Regions from separate parts of the Homo sapiens genome. Here region 1 is linked to region 2. A link is an interaction called in ENCODE POLR2A ChIA-PET data of the cell type or tissue named here. Cell type or tissue: PC-9. All regions are shown on one strand. Each heading gives the region's core, and the rest is flanking DNA. Links, peaks and the distances in the headings are about the cores only.

Region 1 (10,169 bases), core at 3,188-5,687, 110 kb after region 2:
AGGCAGGAGAATGGCATGAACCTGGGAGGCGGAGCTTGCGGTGAGCCGAGATCACGCCACTGCACTCCAACCTGGGTGACAGAGCAAGACTCCATCTCAAAAAAAAGAAAAAAAGTCCCTTTCTACCTTCAAATTCAGGAAAATTTTCTTTAGTCCAACAGATGTAATCCCCCCCTCACTCCCCCATCCCCACTGGTATCTTTATGTACTCAGGTGACTATTACCATATTCTGCTTGGACTGTTTTTATACATTGCAGATAATTTGAAGATATGGACTTAGGTAGGTTTTTAGATTTATAATAATTAAGTGATGTTTTTCTATCAAGTGATGAAAGTTTCAACAGATATTTGTTAAAATTTAATTTAGCCAAAGGAAGACATGCCATTTCAGCAATGTGATCTAAGTAAAAGTGTCTTCTCTTTTTTTTGGTGGGGAGAACAGAGTGTAGAATGATATTAGTAAGATAGAGAATTGATGACCAAACCATAACTGCTAGCATTTTAGTAGAGGACACAACAGAGAAAGGATTCTCACGTGTGTTATTAGGATCTTGGATGAGAGTGGGCTGTTATTTTAACTTTGGCCCCTGTTGGAGCAAATTACTCTTTGGGGGCCCGGTTTTCCTCAGGAACTACCTACAGAATTCAGTGAGATAGATTTTAGAACCCTTCTGAATGCTGCTGGTTTGGAGATTCTGTCTGTAGCAAGTTTTGTTCAGTTGTTAATCTTTCTTTCTTTTCTTTCATTCTTTTTTTTTTTGACAGGGTCTCTCTATCACCCAGGCTGGAGCAGTGGTGTGGCCCTGGCTCACTGCAGGCTCAAGCGCTCCTTCCACTTCAACTGCCCAAGTAGTTAGAACCACAGGCGAGTTCCACTACAGCTGGCTAATTAACAAAAATTTTTTTTGTAGAGATGAGGTCTCACTGTGTTGCCCAGGCTGGTCTCAAACTCCTGGGCTCAAGTCATCATCCTGTGTTGGCTTTCGAAAGTGCTGGGATTGCAGGCATGAGCCACCACACCTGGCCAACTATATGTTTTCTATGTTTATTATATTTTCTGATTTGTAATGTATTTTAAAATTATCCCAATAATATATGAATGCAATCTTGAAAAATACTCAGCATAGCCTTTAGGCTAAAAAGTGGAGGTCTGCCATTTCTCTGCCTTGCCCCATTCCCTTCCCATGTCTTATTTTCCCTGTTACCAGGTTGGTGTGAAGCCTTTGAGACCTTTTTCTCTGCACACCCATATATGTGTTTTTTCTATGTTTTTATAGTATTGTTTCATTTAAAAAATAAACTAGGTTTTTGAACTTGAGAAATTTCAACTCGTTCTGCTCAGAGCTTTGTTTTATTAAAATCAGTGCCTGGGAGTTGCTCAAGTCTTTGGGCTGTGTCGCCCTCTAGTGGTAGCCCTTTGGCTTACAGCTGCCATTCAGCCCTAGGGCTGGGGTGGAAGTGATGGTTTTGTGCCCACAACCTGATGGCAGGGTTGGCAGTGTTTAGTTGCTGACAAGTGTCTAAAACTCAATCTAGGCCGGGTGCTGTGGCTCACGCCTGTAATCCCAGCACTTTGGGAGGCCAAGGCGGGTGGATCACCTGAGGTCAGGAGTTCGAGACCAGTCTGGCCAACACGGTGAAACCCCGTCTCTACTAAAAATACAAAAATTAGCCGGGTGTGGTGGCGGGCGCCTGTAATTCCAGCTACTCAGGAGGCTGAGGCAGGAGAATAGCTTGAACCCAGGAGGAGGTTCCAGTGAGCCGAAATTGCGCCATTGCACTCCAGCCTGGGCAACAAGAGCAAAATTCTGTCTAAAATAAAATAAAATAAAATAAAATATAAAAGTCTAGTGAGCCCTGGAGTGGTGTTTGCCTTGCTACCTCCAACTTGCCCTTTTTAAGAGACTTAAAATTTGTGGTAACTTTTCACATGATGTGTATTTAGATACTGCTGAGTTAATGAGGCTGCTATACCTGGCTGATTTATTGTTTGCTTTCAAAGCAGTTGTCAAGTGGTGTCCACCCATCCCACTGATGGATTTTTTTTCTTTTTTCTTTTTCTTTTTTTTTTGAGACAGAGTCTTGCTCTGTTGCCCAGACTGGAGTGCAATGGCATGATCTCGGCTCACTGCAGTGTCTGCCTCCCAAGTTCAAGCAATTCTCCTGCCTCAGCCCCCTGAGTAGGGATTACAGGTGTGTGCCACCACGCCTGGCTCATTTTTGTATTTTTAGCAGAGATGGAGTTTCACCATGATGGCCAGGCTAGTCTCGAACTCCTGACCTCAAGTGATCCACCCACTTCAGCCCCCCAGAGTGCTGGGATTACAGGTGTGAGCCACTGCACCTGGCCCCACTGACTGTTTATATCTGTTATACTGTTCTTGCCTCTGTGCCTTTTGGGTTCCCTGTCATGGCAGCATCCTTACATCCTCCACCACCTCTGAATGTTCCCGCACCTTCTCTTTCTAATGGAAGCCTGGCTGGCCCTTGAAGACACCGCCAACCCTGCTGGTCTCTTCACAGAGTATCCACCCAGCAACCTGGCCTGTCCATTCTTGACTTCTTCTGGTCCAGCTGCCTTTCTGTACCTCATTTTAGTGACCCTTTTTAGATCTCGTCCAGGTTAGCCTCTAGAACCCTGATCTCAGGCACCCCACTCTGCGATCTTCCGTTCCCAGCCTTCCCACTTGAAATCGTCTTGGAAATCCCGGGCTTTGCCAATCTGTGGACCCACCACCTTTTCACCCCCTTTCCGGTGCCCTCAGGGGACTTTGCTGTAGCCTGAACCTCATGGTCCCTTCCTGTAAACAGCCAAACTGCTTTGTACTCCCTGAGGAGACCCCCGCCCCGGTTGGACACCCCACCCTGGTTAAACCCACTTTCACAATTATTCCAAAACTGCCAACTGGACTTGCATCTCTTCAGATCGGCTGTCATCACTCATTGTATCAGGAATCTTATTACACTTTTGCAGCAGTTTCATCGGTTCAGAGAAAACTCTTTCATACCTTCTGCTCATCAGTTCTCCACACCTCCCATCATTCTCCTAGCTGATGACTTTGCTGCTTGTCTCATTGAGGAAAGAAGCCGTTCAGTCAGTGAGACCCCCTGTCTCGCCTCCACCTTTCCACCTGCTGCCGCGGAGGCTTCCCCAGCTCCTGTCTCACTCAGGCCCCTTGCCACTCTCAAGGCATCTTCTTCCTGCTTCCCAAGGATGTCACTCCTGCAGTTAACCCTTTTTCCTCCTGCATTATTCGTTTCTTCCTTTCTTCCGCATCCTTCCAAATAGCGTAAAAACAGGCCTTATGACGTTTCTCTTTAAAAATGTCCTTACCAGTGCCACGTCCCTCTTGGCCACTGCCCCTGTTGTGCCTCACTCCGTAGAAAGAAGTGACCTGTAGAGACTATATCCTGCCCTCTCCAGCGCCTGCCTTCCGATTGCCCCTTCCAGTCTAGTAACTGTGTCCATTCCTTCTCCAATGACCGGGTGACAAGCTGTCCCTTCTGAGAGTGCCAGAGGGTGTTCCCCGGGTGGGAGGCCGGATGTCAGTGCCAGCTGTGCTGTCCTGGGTGAGCCTGTGAGGGACCACATCTGGTCAGACTCGTGCATGGCCTGCCCTCATCTTCCTCCGCCTGCGGTGCCTTTGAGAGCATTGACTCCACTAAGCCCGATTTCTGTGTGGCATGTTGTCTGTTCCTCCCCGGCCTCCTCGATGGCTCCTCCTTGGTCTCCCTCTGGCTACTCCTCTGCTTCTCCGCCTCCAAGTGCTGCTCCAAGTGCCTTCTGTGCTCTGTCTCCATCCATCCCAAACCTTCCAACACTCTCTGTAAGTGGAATCTCACCTTGAGGCTGCCAGCCCAGCCTCCTCACCTCTGTGCTCCATCTTTAGAGAGTCACCTCTCTGTCTGGCATTCCCACTTGAGGACCAAGATGATTCTCAACCTTAACGTGGCCCACATGGAGCCGCTGCTCTTCCTGCCCAGATCTGCCTTCACCACCACATCCTGCCCACTGTCACTAAACGGCACCAGCTCTTACCTGGTTTCTCAGTAAAAAAACAAGTTTATCATCTTCCCTCACATACTTTATTCAATAATAATCACTAACATTTATTGAGTGCTTCCTATGTGCCTGACACCATTCTAAGCATTTGAAGAAGAGTGTATTAACCTGCATGAGGAAGGCTATTAAAACCTATGTAATTAATTAATTAATGGATGGATGTGTGGATGAATGAATGGCAGGGTCTTACACTGTCACCCAAGCTGGAGTGCAGTGGTCCAATCATAGCTCACTGCAGCGTCAGACTCCTGGGTTCAGGCAGTCCTCCCACCTCACCCTTTTGAGTAGCTGGGACTACAGGTGCTTGCCACCAGCTAATTTATTAAAAAACATTTTGAGAGATGGGGTTTCATGATGTTGCCAAAGCTGGTCTCGAACTCATGGCCTCAAGCGATCCTCCCACTTTGACTTATAGATTGTGGGGATTAGAGGTGTGAGGCATCGCGCCTGGCCTGTAATAACCTATTTGTGAATGAGAAAGGTCAGGCACAGAGAAGTTAAATAATTTGCTCACAGAAATTTCCTGTGTTGCAGCTGAGATTTAAATCCAAGCAATGTGTTTCTAAGCCTGGGCTCTTAACTGTAACACTGTCCTCTTCCCCCCACCAGGAGGGTGTGTGTGTGTGTGTGTGTGTGTGTGTGTTTCTGAATCTGACCAGTTGAGGCAGGCTTTCATGTCATTCTCTCTGGCCACCCCCTTCTTTGTTCACCTCCAGTCTTTGGAATAGTCAGAGCGATGTGTTCATGGTAGAAATGAAATCACATCAGGTCCTCAGTGGCCCATCACATTTAGAACTAAAGCTCACTCTTGCCTCATGCCTCTGAGCCCTTATATGATCTCGAGTCACCACCCCACTGCCAGCCTCTCCACTCTCTTCTCTGTGCCTCATGCAGCCCAGGAAATATAATTTGGACCGCAAATGCCAGCCACCTATGTACGGTAACTTTTCTAGTAGTCACATTAAAAAGAAAACAGGTGAAATGAATTTTAATGCATTTTAGTTAACTCATGATATCAAAAATATTTCAACATGTAATCAGTATTCACACAAAGATTAATCAAGTATTTAACAGTCTTTTCTTTTGATCCGGGGTCTTGGAAGTTTGACCTACCACCTCTCAATTTAGCCAGCCACATCTCCAGTACTTGGCAGCTGTTTGTGGCTACCTCATGGACAGGGCAGGTCCCGCCACCCGGGCATCCGTCTGCCTGGCGCACGCACCAAACGGGTTCCAGTCTGGGGAAGTTGGCATCTGCTGTTGTTACTTTTGGTCAGAACGCCCTTCGCCTGCATCCTCACGGGGCTGACTCCCTTTAGCCTTGAAGGGGACCGTTGCTCCGAGAGGCCTGAACACTCCAGCTGCAGCTTTCTCCCCAGTCATTATTGAGATCAAATTCACATCTCTTACAATTCACCCATTTAATGGGTGATGCAATGCGGTGGCTTTTAGTATATTCACACACATGTGCAGACATCACCATAGCCAATTTTAGAAAATTTTCATCAGCTGAAAGAGAAACCTTGTATCCTTTAGCTATGACTTTGTGATTCCCTGTTCCCCTGAGCCCCTGGAGAACCCTATCTTTCTGTCTCTGTAGGTGTGCTGATTCTGAATATTTTGCATAAACGGAATCATACTAGGGGGTCTTTTGCTTGGGACCCCTTTCACGTGGCGTGTTTCCACGGCCCATCCCGTGTGATAGCATGCATCAGTACTTCATTCCTTTTTATGGCAGATAATAGCCCATTGTATGGATATACCACCTGTTTTTTTAAAAAGTCCATTCATCAATTCATGAGCATTTGGTTTGTTTCTACTTTTTGGTAGAATGATGCTGCCATGAACACTTGTGTGCAGGTTTTTGTGTGGACATAGACTTAGGAATGGAATAACCATGGAGTTACGGTAACTCTACATTTAAGCATTTGAGAAGCTGCTGGCCTGTTTTTCATCTGCACCATTTGCATTCCCACCAGCATCAAGTGGGAGCTCCAGTCTCTCCATATCCTCCCCAGCAGTCGGTTACCCTTTTCTGTTGCCTCTGTAGCACTTTCTAAACATAAAATTAGCTTATTTCTTTGCAGGTGTCTATTGCACCCCCCAGGAATGTCAGTTCCCTGCAGACTCTCACTCTGCCTTGGCACCCGCACCCCAGCACCCAGGGGTGAGGTGCCTGCCTGGGCAGCCCTGTCCTCACCTGGGGTTGACTGACCAGAGAACCCTTGCGATTCTCTCTCTGGGTTTCTGTCTGCATTCCTGTCGGGATAGGTGAGACTGGGGTGACGGCTGCTCGCGGCTTGGTCACCTTCTTCTCTGCTTACCTGTTCATGCTCTCTTGCTTTTCTCTGATAGCAAACCCCGTCTCCTGTCATCCTCCCTCCTGGCGGACCAGAGCTATACTGGCCCATAAAGGAGTGCTGGCCACACCAGGCTAGATTCCAGTTGAGCTTAAATAAAACAAATAGAAAGGTCCTCCGTGGTATTAGCCATATTGTAGGTGCTCCGTAGACACATGCGGCTAGTGGCTGCCCACAGGACGCTGCAGATGTGGACGTCCCCGTCATCACAGGACGACATTCTGTGGGCAGCGCTGTATTTGTTTACAAACACAATTCTTTGGCTGTGTGAAGGTTCAGGATGATACCTTTGCCATTATGATTCATTTATTCATTTCAGGCTGGACACGGTGGCCCACACCTGTAATCTCCACACTGGGAGGCCGAGGCGGGAAGATCGCTTGAGGCCAGGAGTTTGGGACCAGCCTGGGCAACATGGCGAAACCTCACCTTTATTTAAAAAAAAAAAAATCGGCCGGGTGCGGTGGCTCACACCTGTGATCCCAGCACTTTGGGAGGCCGAGGCAGGCGGATCACGAGGTCAGGAGATTGAGACCATCCTGGCCTAACACAGTGAAACCCCATCTCTACTAAAAAATACCAAAAATTAGCTGGGCGTGGTGGCAGGTGCTTGTAGTCCCAGCTACTCAGGAGGCTGAGGCAGGAGAATGGTGTGAACACGGGAGGCGGAGTTTGCAGTGAGCGGACATAGTGCCACTGCACTCCAGCCTGGGCCACAGAGTGAGACTCCGTCTCAAAAAAAAAAAAAAAAAAAGAATCAACATTTATTTATTTATTATTTATTTTTTTGAGACAGAGTCCTGCTTTGTCACCGAGGCTGGCACGATCTTGGCTCACTGCAAACCCCACCTCCCAGTTCAAGTGATTCTTGTGCCTCAGCCCAGTGCCACCATGCCCGGCTAATTTTTTTGTTTTGTTTTGTTTTGTTTTGCTTTGCTTTCCTTTGTTTTGTTTTGTTTGAGACAGGGTCTCACTCTGTCGCCCAGGCTGGAGTGCGATGGCACGATCTCGGCTCACTGCAACCTCCACCTCCTGGGTTCTAGTGATTCTCCTGCCTCAGCCTCCCAAGTGGCTGGGACTACAGGCTCCCGCCACTGCACCCGGCTCATTTTTGTATTTTTAGTAGAGATGGGGTTTCACCACATTGGCCAGGCTGGTCTCTAACTCCTGGCCTCAGGTGATCCACCCGCCTCGGCCTCCCAGCGTGCTCATTTATTTATTTTAGCATCCCTTCTTGTGCCTGGTTGTAAAGTTCTTCTTATCCCAGGAAACTTAATAGGTCAAAGAACCCTCCCCTTGAGGCAGTTTGGATGGGGCTGGCTGGGAATTGGTATGTCCAGCTGCCCATATCGTGGCCTCTGAGTCAATTATACAGGCATCTCGGCAACTTGAAGTTTTGAGTCCCAAAACAACAGATTCCATAGCATAAACAGTGCAACGTAAATCCTGTCCCTTGTCCCTCTTCCATTGGATACCCTTGTTTATGTTCTCTCTGGCAACTGCCTGTAGCAGGGACGGATGCTGGAAATCCTGGCGGGGCCACGTCTTCTGTGCTTTGTAGGCAGCTATGGCTGGATGGTGCTTGCTGTTTCTGTGTGTAAATGTTGGGATTTTTAAAAGCCCTTCCCCGCTTAATGCGTTGTGGTTGAGCAGCACATTTAAATGCCTGAAGTGTAAGATGAAGTCTCTTGGATGTAGAGGGCAGTGGTGGTTTTTATTTTTCCTGGTTGAACTTGGCCTTTGGATTGCTGACTGCGAGCTCACGGTACTGTTAATGATTTTCTACCTACAGTCACCTGCTGTGCTGAGCACATCAAATACAGTGCGGTTAGTTCCAAGCTATGAAGCGCCTGTCACGCATGTATAACAGGCAGACCTCATTAGGAGGGGGCCTTGCATAGGGGTCACATTTTCCAGCATTTGTTTTCAAAATGGAAATCCAGATCACGCATTTGAGATTAAAATAAAAAAAGCGGCCTGTGCTTTATCATTTTCTTTAACTTACATGCCTGCTGGTCCAGCCCAGATTGCTGATAGAGGAAGCCCTGAGAAAGTTGCCCAGCCAGTTGCCCGTGCTTCAAGACACAAAGGGCTGACTGAGGCATCCGTGCCTACCCTTGGCTGCTGCTGCTCAGCCTGCTTGCATCTCGTCTGTTTTCAGTTATCAGTGGTGTGAGAAAAACACAACGGTGGATTCAGAAGGAGAAACCAAGTCATCTGCATTTGGCCTCAGTGTGTGGACTGTCCTGAAATTTGAGTACAGATGTGTTCATGTCCTGGGATTAGATAAAAAGAGAGGAAACACACAGTGAATTCTTATGGTCTGTCATTTCAGTTGGCCATCTTCTGCCCCTCTGTTCTGGAAGCTTCTCCACTAAAATAGAGCACCCAACTTGGTTTTCTACTTGCTTTCTGGCCCATCTTGAGTTGGAGGAATCATGTGTTTCAGAACTCTTGCTGGTGGTGGGTGGGAGATCAACAAATGATTTCATTAAGCTGTGTGTTCTTAATAAACTTTGGGAAGATTTGTCGCAGAGAAACTCAGATAGGGACCTTGTGATCTCAGCAGTCATGGGTTTATCTTGTCCACACGCGTGGCTTCATTGGGATTTGGTTGGTTGCGATCCAGCAGAACTGTGGCGGTGTTGGGCTCTGTTGGGGTTTGGTTGTGAGCGGAACTGTGGTGTTGGGCTCTGTTGGGGTTTGGTTGACTGTGATCTAGTGGAACTGTGGTGGTGTTGGGCTCTGTTGGGGTTTGGTTGACTGTGATCTAGTGGAACTGTGGCTGTGTTGGGCTCTGGAGTTTGGTTGTGATCTAGTGGAACTGTGGCGGTGTTGGGCTCTGTTGGGGTTTGGTTGACTGTGATCTAGTGGAACTGTGGCGGTGTTGGGCTCTGTTGGGGTTTGGTTGACTGTGATCTAGTTGAACTGTGGCTATGTTGGGCTCTGTTGGAATATGGCTGTGATCTAGTGGAACTGTGGCGGTGTTGGGCTCTGTTGGGGTTTGGTTGACTGTGATCTAGCGGAACTGTGGCTGTGTTGGGCTCTGTTGGAATTTGGCTGTGATCTAGCGGAACTGTGGCGGTGTTGGGCTCTGTTGGGGTTTGGTTGACTGTGATCTAGTGGAACTGTGGCTGTGTTGGGCTCTGGAGTTTGGTTGTGATCTAGTGGAACTGTGGCAGTGTTGGGCTCTGTTGGGGTTTGGTTGTGAGTGGAACTGTGGTGTCGGGCTCTGTTGGGGTTTGGTTGACTGTGATCTAGCGGAACTGTGGCTGTGTTGGGCTCTGTTGGGGTTTGGTTGACTGTGATCTAGCGGAACTGTGGCTGTGTTGGGCTCTGTTGGGGTTTGGTTGTGATCTAGCGGAACTGTGGCGGTGTTGGGCTCTGTTGGGGTTTGGTTGTGATCTAGCGGAACTGTGGCGGTGTTGGGCTCTGTTGGGGTTTGGTTGTGATCTAGCGGAACTGTGGCGGTGTTGGGCTCTGTTGGGGTTTGGTTGACTGTGATCTAGCAGAACTGTGGCGGTGTTGGGCTCTGTTGGGGTTTGGTTGACTGTGATCTAGCAGAACAGTGGCGGTGTTGGGCTCTGTTGGGGTTTGGCTGTGATCTAGTGGAACTGTGGCAGTGTTGGGCTCTGGATTTGGTTGGTTGTGATCTAGCGGAACTGTGGCAGTGTTGGGCTCTGGATTTGGTTGGTTGTGATCTAGCAGAACTGTGGTAGTGTTGGCCTTTGTTGGGATTTGGTTG
Region 2 (10,169 bases), core at 2,927-5,426:
ACAGCCCTGTACATCAAGAAATGCAGTGTGATTTTTGAGGTGTCTGTATGTCCAGTGAAATTTCTTCCTTTTGGAATGTCTCCACAAGGAGTAGAAGGAAAAAAGACAAACATAACAAGGAATTTGACTGTGCTCACACAACATTTGGATAGCTGAGGGGAAGGTTTAGTCTTGCAAAATGTCTTCAAGGGCCTCCTTCCTCCCATCCCACCCCATCCCCAGTGGAGATAATTTGTAGTTTGAGGCGTTGAGCTGGTGAGGTGACTTAAAGAACAATTCCATTTCTTCATTGTATAGAAACATCTTAAAAGAGATGTTCAGAGTCTTAGATATTGTTAAAGAAGATTTCAAATAAAAGCTAACCAACCCTGAGCAGAGCTTTGATGAAAAAATTTTCCCAGCTGCCTTAGTGGCTTATGCCTGTAATCCCAGCACTTTAGGAGGCTGAGACAGGAGGATTGCTTGAACCCAGGAGTTTGATATAAGCCTGGGCAACATGGCAAAACCCCATTTTTGTACCAAAAATACAAAAATTAACAAGGTGTGGTAGTGTGCATCTATAGTCCCAGCTACTCAGGAGGCTGAGGTGGGAGGATCACTTGAGCCCAGGAGGTCAAGGCTGCAGTGAGCCAAGGTAGCACCGCTGCACTCCATCCAGCCTGGGTGACGGAGCAAGATCTTGTCTCAAAAAAAAGTTTTTTTCCTCAATGCATCCTACCTTCTCACTTGTGTTATTTTTTTAAAACTCACCTCTCCCCAGAGTCACCTCTTCCCAGACTATTACAAAATACCCTTCTGGCTGGACACAGTGGCTCACACCTGTAATCCCAGAATTTCGGAATTTCGAGGTGGGAGGATTGCTTGAGGCCAGGAGCCTGGCCAACATAGTGAGATCCTGTCTCTACAAAGAAAAAAAAATGAAGTTAGCCAGGCTTGGTGGTGCACACCTGTGGTCCTAGCTACTCCTGAGGCTGAGACAAGAGGATTGCTTCATCCCAGGAGTTAAAGGCTGCAGTGAGCTATGATTGCACCACTGCACGCCAGCTGGGGCAACAGAGTAAGATTCCATCTCTAAAACAAAAACCAAAACAATCAAAACACTCTCCTGTATTTAACCATAAGTTCTCTTCTTTCTTTCTCTTAAATACGTACAATCTACTTGAATTTTATTCAGGTGAAAGTGGGAATGACTGCAAATTGCCCAAAGCTAGATTCTCAAACTCAAAAGTGTCTAAGAATCATCTAGGCAGCTTGGTAAAAATCACAGGTCCCTGGCCCTACCCCAAACCCCTGAAGGAGAATGTGTGCATGAAGGAGCTGAGGAATATGTGTTTGTTGTTGTTGTTGTTGTTTTTGAGATGGAGTCTCGCTCTGTCGCCCAGGCTGGAGTGCAGTGGCACGATATCGGCTCACTGCAACCTCCGCCTCCTTGGTTCAAGTGATTCTCCTGCCTCAGCCCCCCAAGTAGCTTGGATTACAGGTGCGTGCCACCACATTCAGATAATTTTTGTATTTTTAGTAGAAACAGGGTTTCACCATGTTGGCCAGGCTGGTTTCAAACTCCTGACCTCAAATGATCTGCCTGCCTTGGCCTCCCAAAGTGCAGGGATTACAGGCGTGAGCCACAGCACCCAACGAGGAAAATGTGTTTTTAATGAACACTGATCTAGAGGTGGTCTTGTTCTCTGTGTTTTCTCAGGGTCACCACTAAGTCTGAGGGGAGCAGCTTCCAATGCTCGCATAGCTAATTTTCTTTTCCCTCCTCCACACCCCAAGTTTGCCTATGAGAAGAACAGAAAACAAAGGGTAGAACTAATTGACAAAGATCCTTCCTGCTCTAACATCTATGATTCTTTTAATTATATCTGCCCACAATTCCCAGATGTTCATAGTCTCCCCAAAAGAAGGGATTTTTCTCTTGAAACCAAGCTAGACAGCTACAAATATGTTCTAAATTTCACAGGCCCTGTTCCCTATGGAAACACTTATGATTAAACCCAATTCCCAATTCAAATTAAAATTTAGCATTAGAGATTGAAATGAAAACTAAAGAGGATGATCTCAAAGTTGCTAATTTTTCTTCCCTCCCAGGGTCCTTAACACCATTGCAGTTTTGCTAATAACATAAGGATGTAGTAGCATCCTTTGCTAATAACATCATCTTGCATCCTGGATAATCTTGGCCCTATAAGCATCCGGGGGATAAAAACACTTTTCACTGCCCCTGTGGTCAATAGCTTCTGTGCTGTCCACTATAGACCCATGATTATAGCTCCTGGACAATCTCATTGACAGCACTGACCTCAATGGATCTGACTGTTTCCTATTAGTCCTGTGGTACAACAGCTCATTCATTCATTCATTGTGCCAACTATTCAAAGGATGATGAGGGAAGGCTGGAATAGCAGATATGTCTCTGTTCTTCAGGAGTTCACGAGTTCTCTATCCATAAGGATAGGGGGCATGGTTGGGGACCCACTCCTTTCATCATGGGTAAAGATTGGGGACAAACGAGAAAAGAAAACCAGGTTCAAGAAATTCATTAACTGTTTCCATTTATTATATGGATCATTACTACTAAAATAGACTTAGAGCATCAATCCTATCATTTTGCAGATGATGAAACTGAGACTCAGAGAGATGGAGTAATTTGCCCAATATTACACAGCACGTATCTGCAGCCTCCTAATTCAGGACTCCTTCTGCTATAGCAACAGGCTAAGAGAAGCCAATAATTGGCTTATATTTGCCAGCTGTTTTCATCAAAATCTTCCTGGTTACCCAAAGGGAAAAATGGCTTTCTACATTTTGTGGTAGGTCATTCTAGAAAAGAAAGATGCTAATCATCACCAACCATAAAACAAGAAAGTAATAAGCCTTCCAGATTATCTCTTCCAACCATTCTCCTATAGATCTGGACCATGAGGCCTAGAGGGCTGGAGCTTCAGCTCTCAAGGCTATGTGGGAGAGGCAGAGAGATTGGAATCCAGAATCCCAATCCCTGGCAAATGACCACTACCACACTGCTGCATCTCTGAAAAATATATCTTGGTGTTGACCCAAAATATATTTAAAAGCTTTGTCACATTTTTTTAAATGTCTATATGTGTACGCCAATGATTGCACAATCAATGCTGTGCTTTGATCTGTCACACTTTGGTCCTTAGTGCTGGTACATATCTCAATGGTGACAGGAGTGACATTCAAGGAAAAATGACTCAAAGATGCTTTAAAGTTTCCTAAGAAGATGCTCTATATATGAATCCCTTTAGCATTATTTCAGAACTCAAGAACCTTTAGCAGATTTCATATTTAATATAATGTCACCACTAGTTCAAAATCTATATATAATAAGATAGAAAAGGGCACCACTGGTGCTGAAAATGTCACGTTGAAGAGAACAACGAAGAACACACAATCATCTACAGCCTTCTCACTCAGCGCTGTCAGGAACCAACAGCACTGGCACCACCAGGAGCTTGTTGGAAATGCAAAATCTTGGGTTCACCCCAGACCTGCTGAATCAAATCTTTATTTTCACAAGATCCCTGGGGACTTGCATGCAGGTAAGATTTGAGAAGCACAGGTCTAAGGTATTTCTCTATCAATGAACAGAGCAATGGGTAGAGCAGAGGAGAGGCCCAGAAACTCAGAGTTCTGGTGTTCCTTGCATGGCCGTTGAAAACTGTCCCTAACCTCTCTGGGTAGCAGCTTCCTCAAGTATAAACTGAGGCTCTGGTTGAAAAGGCTGTTGTCATAAGCTGCTGACACAGAGCTTTTTTCAGTCCCAATTGTGTAGGACAGCTTGTGTGATGAGAATTGAATGACATGCATATCACACATTTGGTATGCTCAATGAATGCTATTAATAAAATTGTGAATCACAAATGTTACTCCCATTTCCTTCCCAGCTCAGGGAAGAAACGGTATGCATGACATGATGCATTGAATGGGGCAGCCTACATCTACTTTGCCTCCTGAGAATATCCTGAGCATCAGGCCAGTGTTGGCTTCGCCAGGAATCCTAACTCAGGTCTTGAAAGCAAGATTGTTGCTGTTAAAAAGGTGACATGGGATTTTTCTGTTTCCTCATTACATTGCTTTAGTTTCTCCCTGCCTGAAGCTTCTTTAATCTGTAGGCTGTGGGCACCACCTTTAAAGTTTTGACTCACATTATCTATCCCAAAGTAAATAATGACTAAAGTGGTGGCAAAGTCAACACATTCTTTGAAAGACAATGAATCTGGGTGTTGAATGAAATCAGATGCCAGGAATATATACATTGTTGTTACAACGCTATTACACAACAGGCCTTAGAAGAATTCCTTTTCTCCAGGTAAAAACTACCCCCGTACCAGTTACTCTGGGTGAAGAAAGGCGTCTATGTTTGGCAAGGACTAAGGAATATTTGACTTCATGAATCAATAACTATTCTCAAAGCTGCTATTGACCTCTGATCTGCAAATCTGTCAGCAAAGAGAGATTATGGTAACTATACTGCTAGTAAAATGCAAACCTGTTGGTTAAACATTTGCTGAAAGCCCTGCTAGTGACCCCTGTTAAAGTGAACCAAATTTGGCCACGTGTTCTTGCAATGTTCTGGAACATCAGAGAAAAATAACTGCCTGACCCAACACAGCTTAGCTCCTAGAGAGCTAAGAGATTTCTCTGGGCCAGAAGCGTTGGCAGGGATCATTCCTTTCTCAGTCTCTCTCTTCTACCACTGGGCCCGAGTTAGTGGGATCTGTTAGGAGGTTTTTGAATAATAATGACTGTTCTCAATCCTTCTGAAGATTCTCAAAATTAATTTCTTCTCAAGAGTGCTTCTACCCCACACAAAGAAAAGGTGCAAGAATGTTTTTTCTTATTCCTTCATCTCCCTCAATGCCTATCATAGTGTTTGGCACACAATAGGTCTTAAATACTTTAAAAATGAACAAAGTGTTCTTTCCACTGTGCTCCACCTATACATTGTACAACCATCTACTTGAACACTTACCATGCTGAATTTCGTGGTTTATTTATATGGCTATTTCACTTTTTTATTTTTATTTTTTGAAATAGATTCTTGCTCTGTCACCCACACTGGAGTGCAGTGGCACGATTATAGATCACTGTAATTGCAAACTCCTGGGCTTAAGTGATCCTCCCACCTCAGCCTCCCAAAGTGTTGGGATTACAGGTATGAGCCACCATGTCCAGCCAGCTATTAACCTTTCTGTGTTATGTCTTTCAAAAGAAAGATTCTTTGTCCTATTCATCATTGTTTCTCCATCACTTGTTACAGAACCCAAGGGTTATGGGCTTGGTTCATCCTTTCTGAGGAAGTGGGGTAGCAGATGATAGCAAGATAACCCTCGTTTGTAAATACCTTAGTGATGGACTTAACAATCTCTTCTTTAAAAATATAAGTGCAATAAGACCTTGACTAAAAGAGTAAGGTTCAGAATTTCCTCATAAAAGGTTCAGCTACACGTTAAAAGGAGAATTGGATTCCAAAGTTTAAAGTGATTCTATGAAAGCCTTTATTAATATTTTCTGTGTTCACTGAAGGAAAATGAGCAGCTGAGAGCATACTAAATAAGAAGATACCAATGATGCATTACACATCTTTAATTAGTACTAATGCGTGCTATGTAATTAATCCAATTTAGCATCCCTTCTCCACTAGAAACATCTCTCTTCCCTGCAGTCTCCACAGAATGGTATAAATGTGTCCTGATTTACTGCAAATAAGGTGCTTTCACTTCCTCACAGTGGTTCCCTGTCATGCAAATGCTCTCCACTTTCTGTTCTTGTGAGCTGGGGCTGGTCCCCTGGGTAACCTACAGAAGACCCAGACGATTTGGGGTAACTTTGGTTTCCTCTAGTTGGCCTAGCTCAGAAGACATTTCTCAAGTTCCTTTTCCAAGATTACGCAGATTCGACTCCATCCCTGCTAACTTAAAAGTCCAACTACAGAGGCCACCCGTTCCCCACTCGTATCTCAGCTCCTACCTCGTAACAGACACCAGAGTACGCTCCAACTTCTGGCCTCATTTTCCTTCAATATAATTAGCCGCACATAAATGCCCTTCTTTATTTTCTACCACTAGTTCCCATTCTGAGAGTTGTAAATCATCTCAGCTCGAATTGCCCCTCTTTCGTAATATTTCAAGTTGGGCTATTAACCAACCACCATCCCTTATTCTCTAAAACCCAGGCAATATAACATGACAGTTGATGATATAGCGAATTGCTCGTTTGACCAGGGACTTGAGATAATACAGTATACAAAGTTGAGCAGTGACTATCTTTTTGATATAGTAGCTTAAAAAATCACTTCCATGCTTCAGAATGCAAAGCAATGTGCATATTGCATTACATACTCTGCTAAGTCAAAAAAGAAGATGAGATTCCCTTTTCCACCCCAAAATGTATTCAGGAAGGATAAGAAAAGAACAAAAATGACTATAGAAGAAGACAATAGCAGAGTCTAGATCAAGGACTAAAACTGGCTATAATCAATCTCACAAGAAACAAAAACGAATGTATGTTCATTGTTTCTTAGGAGCATGACCTTTTGGAGAAAAGTCTGGAAATCTGACCTTTGGCAGAAAAGATGAAAAACTGATCTAACACCATTTTTCTTTGAGAAAAGCTCTTCTCTACACTATATCTGAAGAGCAAAACTTGAACTCATCTATGTCAGGGCCAGGGCTGTGACTAGCCATATAATATTTCTGTGGGAATTTTTTTTTTTTAATTGCTTTCTTTCCTCCAGCCAGATGCAACCCCTCACCAGGCACGTGGCCTGCTAAATTGAATACAAGCCACATTTTAGCCCCTTTATCCCCTCAGCCAAAAACCTTTGAGCAGTGACTAAACTGCACCATCTTTCATAACAACCCTCATTAACACCCTACTCAAATTCTTTCAATGGTTTGTTACTGCTCTCAAGGTAAAATTCAGGTTTCATATTGCAGCCCCAATCTCACTCTCCTCTCTTCTGGAACTGTGATAGACAAATGTGAGACTTTTTAATTCTGTCTTTTGTATCTTGTTATGCCCCTTTTATATTTTTCATCTCATGTGCTGCATTCTGCATAATTTCTCCAGCCCTGTCTTCCAGTTCATTAATTCTCTCATTAACCATGCCTAATGCTTAATATACCCACTAAGTTTTAAATTTCAATCACTTAATTTTTTGTCTCTGTAAATTCAAATTTTAAAATCTGCTGTATCATTTTTATTATTTTCTATACCCTGAAAATATTTTCCAGCTTGTCTATTTGTTTGTTTATCTGTTTCTGAAGTAGTAGGCTTAGTATTGTAAGAAATCCTTTTTTTCTTTTTTCCTTTGAGACAGGATCTTGCTCTGTCGCTCAGGCTGGAGTGCAGTGGCATGAACACAACTCACTGCAGCCTCAACCTCCCTGGACTCAAGTGATCCTCCCACCTCAGCCTCCTGAGTAGCTGGGACTACAGGGGAGCAGCTAATTTTTTAGTGTTTTATAGAGAGAGGGTTTCACCAATGTTGCCCAGGCTGGTATCAAACTTCTGGGCTCAAGCAATCCACTCGCCTTGGACTTCCAAAGTGCTGGAATTACAGGTATGAGTCACCATGGCTGGCCTTAGGTAATTTCAATATCTAAAATTTTGTGGGTCTGTTCTGCTGTGGGTTGTTTGTTTTTCTTTTTAGTGTTTATTCATTCATTAATTTATTACTGTGAGCTATGCATTTTCCTTAGAAAATTATTTGAGGGAATTGCTTGAGGCCTCAGATGAAGGTGGGGTTCTCTGATATTTACATTTGCTTCTGTCAGGTTCCTGAAACTATTACCAGTCTGGAACAATTCTAAAATGAGTTTATAGCTTGAGGTTTTCTGGACTGCCTGGGTGATGTGAATTTGGGCTGCAAACCCATGAGAAGACTTGTTTTCCATTATAGTGTCCTTGGGCCAGAGGATTGATTCCTCCTGATGTGCTCAGGTCCAAGAAGACTTTCCTGGAAGGCAAGGCTATTTCTGGTTCATCATTAAACATGAAAGGTATAGTCCTTTAGGGCCTCAAGGTTGTGTGTGGAAGATCTTACATTAGATTATTTGCTTGAGCAAGCCCTGGGCTTTGTTTTTTGTGCTCCTTCATCCAAGGGACCTTGACAACTGAAGTCCAATTTCAGAAAGCACTCTCCATGTTCTATATATTTTGGAGGGTTTCTCCCTTTATGTAGATTTTTTTTTATTTTCATAATTGAGATTTTATTGGTTGAGGATCAGTACAGACATTTCAATTTGTACACAATTCTTAACATATGTAATGAAATTCTAAAAAGCCATGTATTGTAATTAATTCTTTTTTAAAGTTATTCCAGTGACTTTCCAGCTTAAAATTTGGAAGCAAATTTTCCTTAAGAGGCTATCAAGTACTGGTATCTTCACACGTTGGTCAGCTGTTACATACAGCCCACCTGAATAGCACATACGGCCACAACTGAATAGCACGTACACTGCATATTCATATTTGTAATCTTTCACAGCACAGTAACAATGTTATTAGGAAAACAGGACTACCAAAACCAAAGATGTTACAGAGTGCACACAATTCTGACAGGGAGAGCCATGATCAGAGTGGTTTTCTTTAGGAAACAATTCTACTAAAAAACAACATGGGAATAGAAGTAATTTAAAATGTTCAAGACATTAAACACAGGACTGACTCCATATTGCCATTTAATATGCTTTGTATTATAGGATATAAAAACTAACCCCCCATCTATGGAATATTAAGCTGACACCCGAGATAGTCAGAGCCTCCCGTAATTCAATATCCCACACTATTTTCTGGTTGTACCAAAAAAGAAACAGCCAGCAAATGATTTCACCTCTTAAAAAAAAGCATTTACATTTAAAAAAAAGGGATGAGGTGGGATTCCTTCCTTCTTAAAAATGTTTCAGCCGGGCGCGGTGGCTCACGCCTGTAATCCCAGCACTCTGGGAGGCCGAGGCAGGCGGATCACCTGAGGTCCGGAGTTCGAGACCAGCCTGACCAACATGGAGAAATCCCGTCTCTACTAAAAATACAAAATTAGCTGGGCATGGTGGTGCATGCCTGTAATCCCAGCTACTCTGGAGGCTGAGGCCGGAGAATGGCTTGAACCCGGGAGGCGGAGGTTGCTGTGAGCCGAGATCACGCCATTGCACTCCAGCCTGGGCAACAAGAGCGAAACTCCGTCTCAAAAAAAAAAAAAAAAAATGTTTCTAGAGCTACTAAAAAATTTGCATTTACAGAATAGCTGATAAAAATATTCCTCTGGATTGTACAAGAAGGGAGACAGGGACCACTGATAAGACATGGTATATGGTATTAATCAGACTTGGCTTCTTTCTCTCCTGCTTCATCAGAGGCTGGACTCTCCTCAGTTTTCGTTTCCCCATTTTCTGCAGGTAAATCTTCTTTAGTTTCTTGGTTAGCCACTTCAGTCTGTTTTCCCTTTGCTCCCCTTTTCCCTTTTGTTTGCACTTTTTTGTCTGAAGATTTATCCTTCGCTGCTGCCTTTTTCGGCTTTGCTTCCACTTTTGCAGGAGGTTTAGCTGACAACCGTGCTGATCTCCTCTTGGGCTCTTCCTTGGCGCCCCCCACCCCACCTTTATGTAGATTTTTAAACTAACTCAATAATGCTAGCTGGGCCTGGCACAGTGGCTCATGGCTGTAATCCCAGCAGTTTGGGAGGCCGAGGTGGGCGGATCACCTGAAGTCGGGAGTTTGAGACCAACCTGGCCAACATGGTGAAACCCCATCTCTACTAAAAATACAAAAATTAGCCAGGTGTGGTGGTGGATGCCTGTAATCCCAGCTACTCGGGAGGCTGAGGCAGGAGAAACGCTTGAACCCAGGAGGCAGTGATTGCAGTGAGCCAAGATCATGCCGCTATACTCCAGCCTGGGCGACAGAGTGATTCTCCTTCTCAAAAAGAAAGAAAGAAAAAGAAAAGAAAATAATAAAATAAGTGCTAGCTGCAATTATTTCTACTATCTTTTTTTGGTTACTCATGAAAACAGTCTACTTTTAAAAAGCATGGGCTAAAAAAAGAGGGGGCTAGAAACTATCTGGAACAGTAAAGTATGTCGATGTTTTAGCTTTTCTTTTTTCTGAAAATATGTGTGATGTGTTTAGATGAGAACCAGAAA

Evidence for each region. Peaks named below come from ENCODE experiments on the same cell type or tissue, not always from the same donor. Only the 100,000 strongest peaks of a DNase experiment are listed, where the experiment ranks them.
Region 1: POLR2A ChIA-PET joins it to region 2 with 8 read pairs; 2 of 35 experiments call an interaction of 5 or more read pairs at or near these places.

Annotation. Positions count from the first base shown.
Region 1 is chr18:58,120,682-58,130,850 of GRCh38, forward strand. All of the region lies in intron 1 of NEDD4L (NEDD4 like E3 ubiquitin protein ligase), which reads left to right. Among named protein-coding and RNA genes, the nearest start is that of NEDD4L, 82 kb to the left of the region's middle. RefSeq lists an enhancer at 5,258-5,757. In PC-9, for the core only: no CTCF peak of the experiment used is centred there; no DNase peak of the experiment used is centred there.
Region 2 is chr18:58,009,444-58,019,612 of GRCh38, forward strand. It overlaps the pseudogene HMGN1P30. Among named protein-coding and RNA genes, the nearest start is that of NEDD4L, 30 kb to the right of the region's middle. RefSeq lists an enhancer at 5,822-6,051. In PC-9, for the core only: no CTCF peak of the experiment used is centred there; a DNase peak (open chromatin) is centred at 4,228; H3K4me3 peaks cover 273 bases; H3K27ac peaks cover 1,903 bases.